3 separate regions of the Homo sapiens genome follow, and regions 1 and 2 are each linked to region 3. Evidence: chromatin contacts called from ENCODE Hi-C or POLR2A ChIA-PET data. All regions are on one chromosome and are shown on one strand. Each heading gives the region's core, a stretch centred on a gene start or an enhancer-like site at or near the end of the contact. The rest is flanking DNA. Distances are from core to core; before and after follow the strand shown. Region 1 overlaps SETBP1 (SET binding protein 1). Region 2 overlaps SETBP1 (SET binding protein 1). Region 3 has its middle 180 kb from the start of SLC14A2-AS1.

The links. Hi-C counts contacts between places; a loop is a spot of excess contacts on that map. ChIA-PET counts read pairs that join two places held with the same protein, here RNA polymerase II (POLR2A).
Region 1: a map of gastrocnemius medialis shows a loop between it and region 3 (4-fold over the local background). The contact joins two enhancer-like sites. A Hi-C loop is called at or near these places in 1 of 168 maps with a recorded cell type or tissue (gastrocnemius medialis). POLR2A ChIA-PET finds 5 or more read pairs at or near these places in 1 of 52 experiments (H1).
Region 2: a loop to region 3 is called in a map of sciatic nerve, with 5 times the contacts of the local background. The contact joins two enhancer-like sites. A Hi-C loop is called at or near these places in 1 of 168 maps with a recorded cell type or tissue (sciatic nerve). POLR2A ChIA-PET finds 5 or more read pairs at or near these places in 3 of 52 experiments (GM12878, Panc1 and WTC11).

The regions. Positions count from the first base shown.
Region 1 is chr18:44,818,756-44,821,455 of GRCh38, reverse strand. The region is part of intron 2 of SETBP1 (SET binding protein 1); the gene reads right to left. Among named protein-coding and RNA genes, the nearest start is that of SETBP1, 140 kb to the right of the region's middle. Within about 2 kb of position 1,340, at least 8 of the 41 ENCODE cell types and tissues checked have a DNase peak (open chromatin) inside an H3K27ac peak, as active enhancers do; they include gastrocnemius medialis, where a contact is called at or near this core.
Region 2 is chr18:44,923,633-44,926,332 of GRCh38, reverse strand. The region is part of intron 3 of SETBP1 (SET binding protein 1); the gene reads right to left. Among named protein-coding and RNA genes, the nearest start is that of MIR4319, 45 kb to the left of the region's middle. Within about 2 kb of position 1,380, at least 2 of the 41 ENCODE cell types and tissues checked have a DNase peak (open chromatin) inside an H3K27ac peak, as active enhancers do.
Region 3 is chr18:45,323,112-45,325,811 of GRCh38, reverse strand. It overlaps a transcript of SLC14A2 not described here. Among named protein-coding and RNA genes, the nearest start is that of SLC14A2-AS1, 180 kb to the left of the region's middle. Within about 2 kb of position 1,276, at least 7 of the 41 ENCODE cell types and tissues checked have a DNase peak (open chromatin) inside an H3K27ac peak, as active enhancers do; they include gastrocnemius medialis, where a contact is called at or near this core.

The DNA.
Region 1 (2,700 bases), core at 91-2,590, 500 kb after region 3:
AAGCCAATTCTGAAAGAGCATTTGAGGCAGAGGTAGGGCCCCGCAAGGATGTATAGGGACACAGAAAGACAAAGAATGTCTGAGGAAATCCAGGAGACTGATGTGACCATAATGACAGATGCAAAAGGAAAGAGACGCACCAGCAAGAGCCTCAATTCCACCTTCCAGAGTTTGGATTTAATTCTGTAGAGGACAGGGAGCCAGTAGGGCCTGTTAAGCAATGCCTTTGCTGGAAGGTGGGCAGAGAAGGAGTTAACGTCCTGATTTCACGTATGAAAACAACAGTGGCACAAAGAGATTATGCCTGAGGCCACTCAGCAAGAGAGGTCTGGAACACAGGTCTTCCTACCCCCAACCTAGACTGCTTTCCACTAACCCATGCTGTTTCCAGAGTCAATACATCTTTGTGGGAAGCAATATATTTCTTTGGATATCCTGTGGGGAGCAAGATCCTTACCTGCCAATAAGGAACTGTAATCCTCTTACTTCAATGAAAGGAAATGTTACTTTGATGGCTCCCAAGCTACCAAGTATACATTTCTATCAAGTCACTTACCACAATGTCATTGTGACTCTTTATCCATCTTCCTTTTCCCACTAAATTGTGAGCTCCTTGAACTCAGAGACTACATCTTCAATCAGTCCATAAGACAAGTGTTAACTGAGCAATTTCCATGTGCCAGGCACTGTGCTAGACATGGAATATTTCCACCGTAAGTGATCAAGACATGATCTCTGCCCATTGTGGAACTGGAATCATTCCAACCCTGCATTCCCAGGAAGTGAGCACAGGATTGACATTTCAGAAAATTGTGTGGATGACGAAGTGAGGGAGCTAGTAGAGTTGCACTATTTTCCTCCAGTATGGAGGGTCTCTGAAGCTGTGCCCTGTGCCTGCACAGTTTGTAAAGGAGAAAAGAACCCCAGGTCTCAATCTTGGTCCCCATCCCCCACCCACCACCATTCAGAAATATAAGGCTTAGGACAGAGACATACACCAGGCTGGACCTCACAGTTCCCGCCCACATAGAGGACCAGCAGGTGCTAGATCTCTCAGCATTTGATGGCCAGGAAAGTACCCAGTCAAAAGCTACAAGAGTTAGGAAACAGATGATGTCTTCACTCCATTCTGGTGTCCTCCCCCAGAACATTTACACCTGCCAACCAACTGGTGTGATTGAAAAAATGAATGCCCTAAAACAGGGAGTTGACTAGGCTGTAGGTTCAGCACTGTGATTCCAAACCCAAATCCCAGCCATGTGACTGCCTGCCCGCCACGTGGCGCTCAGCTGGGTGGCTCCAAGCCCAGCCTGGGCTGCCCTGGTGAGGAATGTCCCCCTACTGAGCTGGCCAGAAAGGGCTGCCAGCAAGCGCTGCCACTCCTCATAACCAGCCAGTCTCCCAAAGCTGCCAGGACAGGCAAGCCTAGTACAACTTCCAGTTGTCTGTTCCTTCCACCATCAGCAATGATGACGTGTACAGCAAGGCAACTTTTTTTTTTGTAAAGAATGATCCTTCTTCGCCCTAACCTGGTTGTTGAGTCCTTACTTTTTGCTGCTGGTTTGGAGATCATTACAATTTGCCTTGTCTTCAAGAGGTGTCCATGTAGGTTACACGCAGTCCCAGTTCATATTGAAACAATCATTCTCAATGGAAATTGTTAGGGTCCAATTGTTGCCTGATTTTAACCTGAGGACAGGATTATCATGTAAGCCAAAGCAGACCAAGATAGTCAAGCCATGTGTGATCTCAGTGGGGGCACACAATTACACTTCCTTGTGGGGCTGTGAAAAGATGCTAAATATGCAGTCACAGGGCCTGGATGGGAGTTTCCTTCCTCTGCCCTGCATGGGACCATGAGCAGGCTGCTGACCTCTGAGGATCTAGTGTCCTCTGCTGTAATACAGGGGTACCCTCTGCCACCACTTCGGATCTTACGAAGATTAAGTGAGAGAAAAAGCTTCCATTTCCATGTGCACCTCCACCTACTTTCAAAAATGTTTTTGTGACAGTCTGCAAATGAAGGAAACATACACAGTAAGCCTTACCAGAGAAAGAAAACATCCAGTGATATACAGAGGGAGGATGAAAAGGATAGAATTATACCCACACTCTCTCAGCTGACAGAGTGACAGATAAACATTCAGAAGTTCTGATGAGAGAGAAAATGAATTTTGCGTGTATCTGGTGTCTGGTACTACTGCTCAAAAGGAAACCAGGTGATGGATTGCCCATCTCCAACCAAAGGTAGCATTTTGATTCTTATATATCTTTTGAAAAACAGCGTGACACATGTATCAAGAGGAAAAAGGGAAGTCTACTCCCACTCTCAAGTATCTGTCTGAATGAAACAATCTCAGAGAATAAAAAGCTACATAAAAAGCTGTGCAACTACTTCCAAAAGTAGTCCAATAATAGTAAACCATTAAAGTAAATGTGTGTGTATACACACACACACACAGACACACACACACACACACACACATTCAGTGAAATATTGTCCGGTAATTAGAATCACCAAGAAAACATGGGGAAATATTTGTAACCATGGTAAGCGAAAGCAAACTCAAAAGGATATGTAAGATGATGAGTGTATGGTAGCATGTTTTCACAGAGGGAGATGGTGGAAGGGCACTGGTTAACCGCTAAATATAATCGTGTTATGATGGTGAGGAGTGTGTGTGTGTGTGTGTGTGTGTG
Region 2 (2,700 bases), core at 131-2,630, 400 kb after region 3:
CCAGCCTTTGATAATTATGCACCAGGCATAAGGCTTTTAAGACAAAGGCATGTTGCAGCTGCAGGTCAACAGAAACCACCTTCCATAATATCGACACTTCGGCCAGGAACAGTGGCTCACACCTGTAATCTCAGCACTTTTGGAAGCCAAGGTGGGGCGATCACTTGAACCCAGAGTTCAAGGCTGCAGTGAGCTATGACAATGCCACTGCATTCTGGCCTGGGTGACAGAGTGAGACCCCCCTCTCAAACACAAATAAAAATAAATAAAATGTAATATCTACATTCAGAATCATGCCTCAGCCTTGCCTTACCCTCACTGTAATGTCCCCAACAACTTCCCCCTTCCCAGCTGAGGGTCTTAATTTTATTTGCTCTTTATTTAATGTATCTGCTTTTTACTTTTCACTCACCTCTTAATTAGTGGCATGACCTTGGGCAAGTAACCTAACCTCTCTGGGTATCACTCCTTCTTTCTATAATAAAGAATTGATCACCCGGCTTCTCCAGGTTGCCCTGAAGTCCTAATGGATGTGAAAACATTTTGGAAACCAAAAAAAACTATATAAATGGAGGTTATTGCTGTTGTTTGTTATTGCTTGGTTGAGAGAACTCTTCTAATGATTTGGGAAAGGCAAGAATGCTGAATGTACTCCCTGTAAAATCAGCATGAGATGCTGGGATAAATTAGGATAATGTTTAGTATAATCTTTAAAATCATATTATTTCTACAGACTTTCTAAGGACTCCTGAAAACTCACTACCTTCCTTTCCTGTCTCAGCTGAAAAGGAGGGTTTGGGAGAAAGGAAGGAGAACAGAAAACAAAAACAACAGCCCTCCCCATTCTGGCAGTAAACTTCTAGCTCCAAAAGCAGGTTTTATTTAGTGTGCTATAAAAATAGTCATTTCTCCCATCATAAAAGTAGCCTGACTATCCAGCCTGGTTTTTCTGCAGTGAGTCTGTGAGTTGAGTGGGTCCCAGCTCTGGTGCAGGCTACAGCCTGTCCTCTCTTCTTGGATCCAATCTCCTTCCCTTGCAGCCCTGTATTTATACGGGGAAATGAAAGGAGGTTCTTAAGTATTTTATTATGTGTGAATTTTCAGGGTGAAAAAAAAACATACATTTTTGGAGATGGAACTAAGATTTAGTTGTCTCTTAGCTTTATGGTTACTGCCTCATGGGTATGTACCCAACAGCTTGAGCGCTGTGGTTTAAAAAAAAAAAAAAATCCAGGCAGAACTGTAGCAACTTTCCCAGCCATTAAACGAGCCCTGGAAAATTTAGCTCATTCTCGTGAAAAAAAAAAAAAAAAAAAAAAAAAAAACTCACACAGGATCAAGAAGGAAAAAGAGCATGGTTGGAACATGGAGAGAGGCTGCCTAAGCTGGACACGCCTATCCTGAACTGCCGTCCTGCTCTGCTCTCCCTGATCTTGAAAAGTGACTATGCTCTTCTGAACCATCTGGGAACACATTTGATGCCACATAGGAGGTGATTTGCTAATGGGGTATCTAGCTTAATCAGTTATCCCCAAGGTTGAGGGTGGGGGATGAGCAATGTACTTTGGTTTGGGAGTCTATTTGTTACTAAATAATCAGGTGAGTTGGCATGGAAACAACCCTAGGGTCTATGGTGTATTTCTAGATTTCTTCTGAATAAACCCATCCTCTGCCATATTAGCAAATTTGACTCCTAGAATGCAAAGGCAACTCAAAGCACAGGGGGCATGGTAGGAAAAGCATATTAACAAACCTGGTTTCTAGTGCATTCACTGTTCCTCTGAACCTCAGTTTCCCCATTAATATAATAAATAATAAAGTGGCTAATATGATAAAGGGTATACACAGTTCTACTCAGCTGTACCATTATAAATACTAAAATGCAACTATTCTTAATTTTGGATTAAAGATGGAGTAAAAACTTCACTCTTCAAAGCTCTAAATACAGTACAGGTCATTTTCCCTCTCTAGCCATTTCTTCTAGAGCTCCCCTGCACTGACTCTACACCAAGCCCTAGGCTGTGGATGACATCTGACTCACTGATCCCAGAGCCTGTTTATCAGAGGGAAGGACAGAGTGACAGGAGCCTGGGGAACTAGAATCACAAAAGTGCCTAACCCCCAACCTGGCATCATTTATTAACTAGATGGCAGTTGCCCTCTTAGTGCAAGCTGAACGGAAGCCACAGTCTCAAGGGTCCCACATCTACAACTGGGCCATCTTGATGTTTTCCTGTTTGTGTCTGTCTACAGCCAAATAAAAAGATGACTGTAGGGATTTTTCTGAAAAGCAGAAAATTTGGCAAGAGAAGGAAAAAAAAACGGACTGGAGTGTGGGTCTCCCTGGCAGCCATGGGACTTCTGCAAATGCACCTCAACACCTCATTCTCTTTACCCTTAAGCAACCACCATGCTGGCTCATTTTCTCATGGGCATCTGCTATCTTGTGTCTTCTAGACTGCACACACTCCTCCAGGTAGCATTAGGGCACTGTCAGGAGGAATATTATGAAAGTTGTGGGTTTCAATGTACTGCATAGCTCATTTTCCATAACAACCAATTCTCAAAGCTTTGACCAGTCATAAGGGGAGGTTAAGTAATCAATCATGTCCATAGATGGAAGAGAAGCAAAGTGTATCAAGATAACTGTTTAATGTTCAATGCTGAAGCTTCCATGCTCAGTGGTGTATTAACTGCTTA
Region 3 (2,700 bases), core at 27-2,526:
GGAAACAGTTCCCTGGATAAATTAACATGCATCCCTGGTTAGCATCCATTGATCAAGATTACAGCTTAGGTCACCTTTACTTCTAGTATTCCTATGATTCTATAAAAACAGACTGAATACTCACCAAGACCATTAAACACGGCTGTTACGAGGATCAAATAAGAAAATAATGCATATGGATGTCCTAGAAGGTAGTGCTACACAAATGTAAGCAATTACTAGGACTCCCATAATTCTGTGCATTATCCAAGTGGTTCATCAAATATTAACCAAACCCTCTTAGATTAGAAATTCTGCAATGTAATTCTGGAGAACAGGATCGACACTTGGCACTTTTGTTTGAGTTTCTCCTAGGGAGAGGATTCACCAGTGTAATAATACCCTTGCTTGTTTTCTGGTCATGTGAATGTATGTAAGTCACAAGAAGACAGTCTTATGAATATATCCATTTCCCAGCAAAGGGGCAGCTGTGAAAAAACCTGTCACCTATCTAAAATCTGCCCATTTTCCCCAGCTCAGAAGCTGTGTATCCTGAAAGTTTCTGGTCATCCGAGTGTGGGTCACTGACGTTGACACCACCCATTCCTCAGAAGCTGAGACTCACCCGTTGACTTCTAGAGGGAAGTCTTTGCCTGGAAACCTTCATTTCCATTGAGCTAATGAGAGCACTGTCACCTAAATTTTCATTGTTTTAAGAGCAAGTGGAGGCTGACAGTTTCCTTTCAAGCTTGAATGATGAAGAGAAAACATCCCACGGCCTCATCTGGCTGGCTTGCTGCGAGGTAATGAGCCCTGCACAGCACCCATCTTTGCTAGACTGGGATGACCTTATGTCTGGTAATGCATCAGGGAGGAGTGAAAAACGCACCGCAGGTCCCGCCAACAATTCCCCCAGGATGTGCTGAATGTGCCAAACAGTTTAGTAAATAGATCTCGAGTTACGGCGTTGAAACATATTCCAACATATTGCAACAGAGAATGTCTCAATCTAAAGGTCATACTTTACTTTGCAAAGACCCAGTGTGAAGGGGTTGTGTGTGTGTGTGCGGGGGTGGGGGGCGGTGGCTGAAAGGGGAATGTTATGGAGGTGAGGGTCAGGAGATAAAACATTCATAGCATTTAAAAACAAATTTCACAACCTCCCCTGGCTAATTGCATTCTAGTCTCAGTCCAGACAGGGCATTACATGTGCTGCCAGTCTTTGTTCCAAGACTTGCTGGAATTCCTTGGGATAGGGTAACAGCCCCAGGGGGTGGGGTGAGGGGGAGGAAGGGGAGCTGAGCCTATCCTGCAGAAGCTAGGAGGGTGTGAGGTGATGGGGTGAGGCCAGGATGGAGTTCAGAGGCTTCAACTTTCCTGACTTCTTGTTTTCTTTGCTTTTAGAGTCCTTGGGGGAGGAATAAAAAAGGACTTAGAGATGTGAATCTTGCTTAAAATAATCGTTGGCGATTGCTTGAGTGCAGAAAAAGAGTAAAAAGATTGAAGAAACTTGGATCAAAGCTGGTTTCACAAGTACAAGGAAACAGTGGCTGCCACCATGGCGTGGTTTAAAAAAATGCCTGGAGAAGGGACATTCTGGATCCACTGCTATGGGTTCACTACTGAGGATCCTTAACAGAGTGTTCTACTTTGACTCAGTAGATACTTACTGAACAGCTATTATGTTTCTAGTAATATATGGGGCATGGAAAGTTCAATACCTATCTTTGAGAAGCTTACTCCAATTTAATAGATGGGCATATACCCCACAAGCCACTAAAGAAAGGGTTTTTGTGCTTTCAAATTATAACGTCTCTTTCACATTTTCTCTTTTGCCTTCCTTCCCTATGGCCATTAAACTTGAACCCTCCAGTGCATGCGTGTTACATGCAGTACTAAGAGTAGTTCAACAGTCATCTCTGAGAAGGGTGATGAAAACCCAAAGAAAAACCTGCAACTTCTCAATGTCTGTTAGTGCAAATGCCCCAGAAAACAGGATGCATTTTTGGTCTTGGGAGGTGGAAGGCAGGGCTGAGACTACATACTGGTGTTTGGAATCTACCTTGGCAAACAAGTCCACTGAGATAGGAACCTTAATTCAATCGGGTGGCACACAGGAAGTGCTAGGATGCTGTGGGACATCCCTGGTCTCCCCAGAACACATTGACTCAATGTCATTAGGCTGAATCCTATTAAACTGCTAATGTTTAACTGATTTTGAACTACAAAAACGGCAATTTTAGAGGCTTCAACCTAATATAAAGCAGAATTTGAAAGAGCCATAATGAAAGCAAACACAATCAAAAGAAGGAGAGAAAAAAAATATGGTCAGATTTAGGAATTTATACTTCTTAAACCTCCATTTCTCTTTCGTCTTCCCTTTGTCCTTCCCAGACTTGTTAAATCTTTATGGGCAAATACTTTCAGGGAGGATATAGCTGGCTGAGAGAAAGACTCTAAAGAATGATGTTTAACACAATGGTGGCTCCTTGGGAGAGGCCTGACACAAGGAACAGAGATAAATAGTTGGGAAAAAGAGGAGACATTGCAAAAGACATATTTTGCTTTTTCATAGTTCTGTAAATAATCAGTTTACTGAGGTTATTGTTCCAACAGTCTCAATGTGTTTGCATTAGTTAGAATGCATCAATGAACATAGATAGTATTTACACACCAAGAGCCTAGCTTGGTTCCCATCATAATTAGTTTACTCTGAAAAAA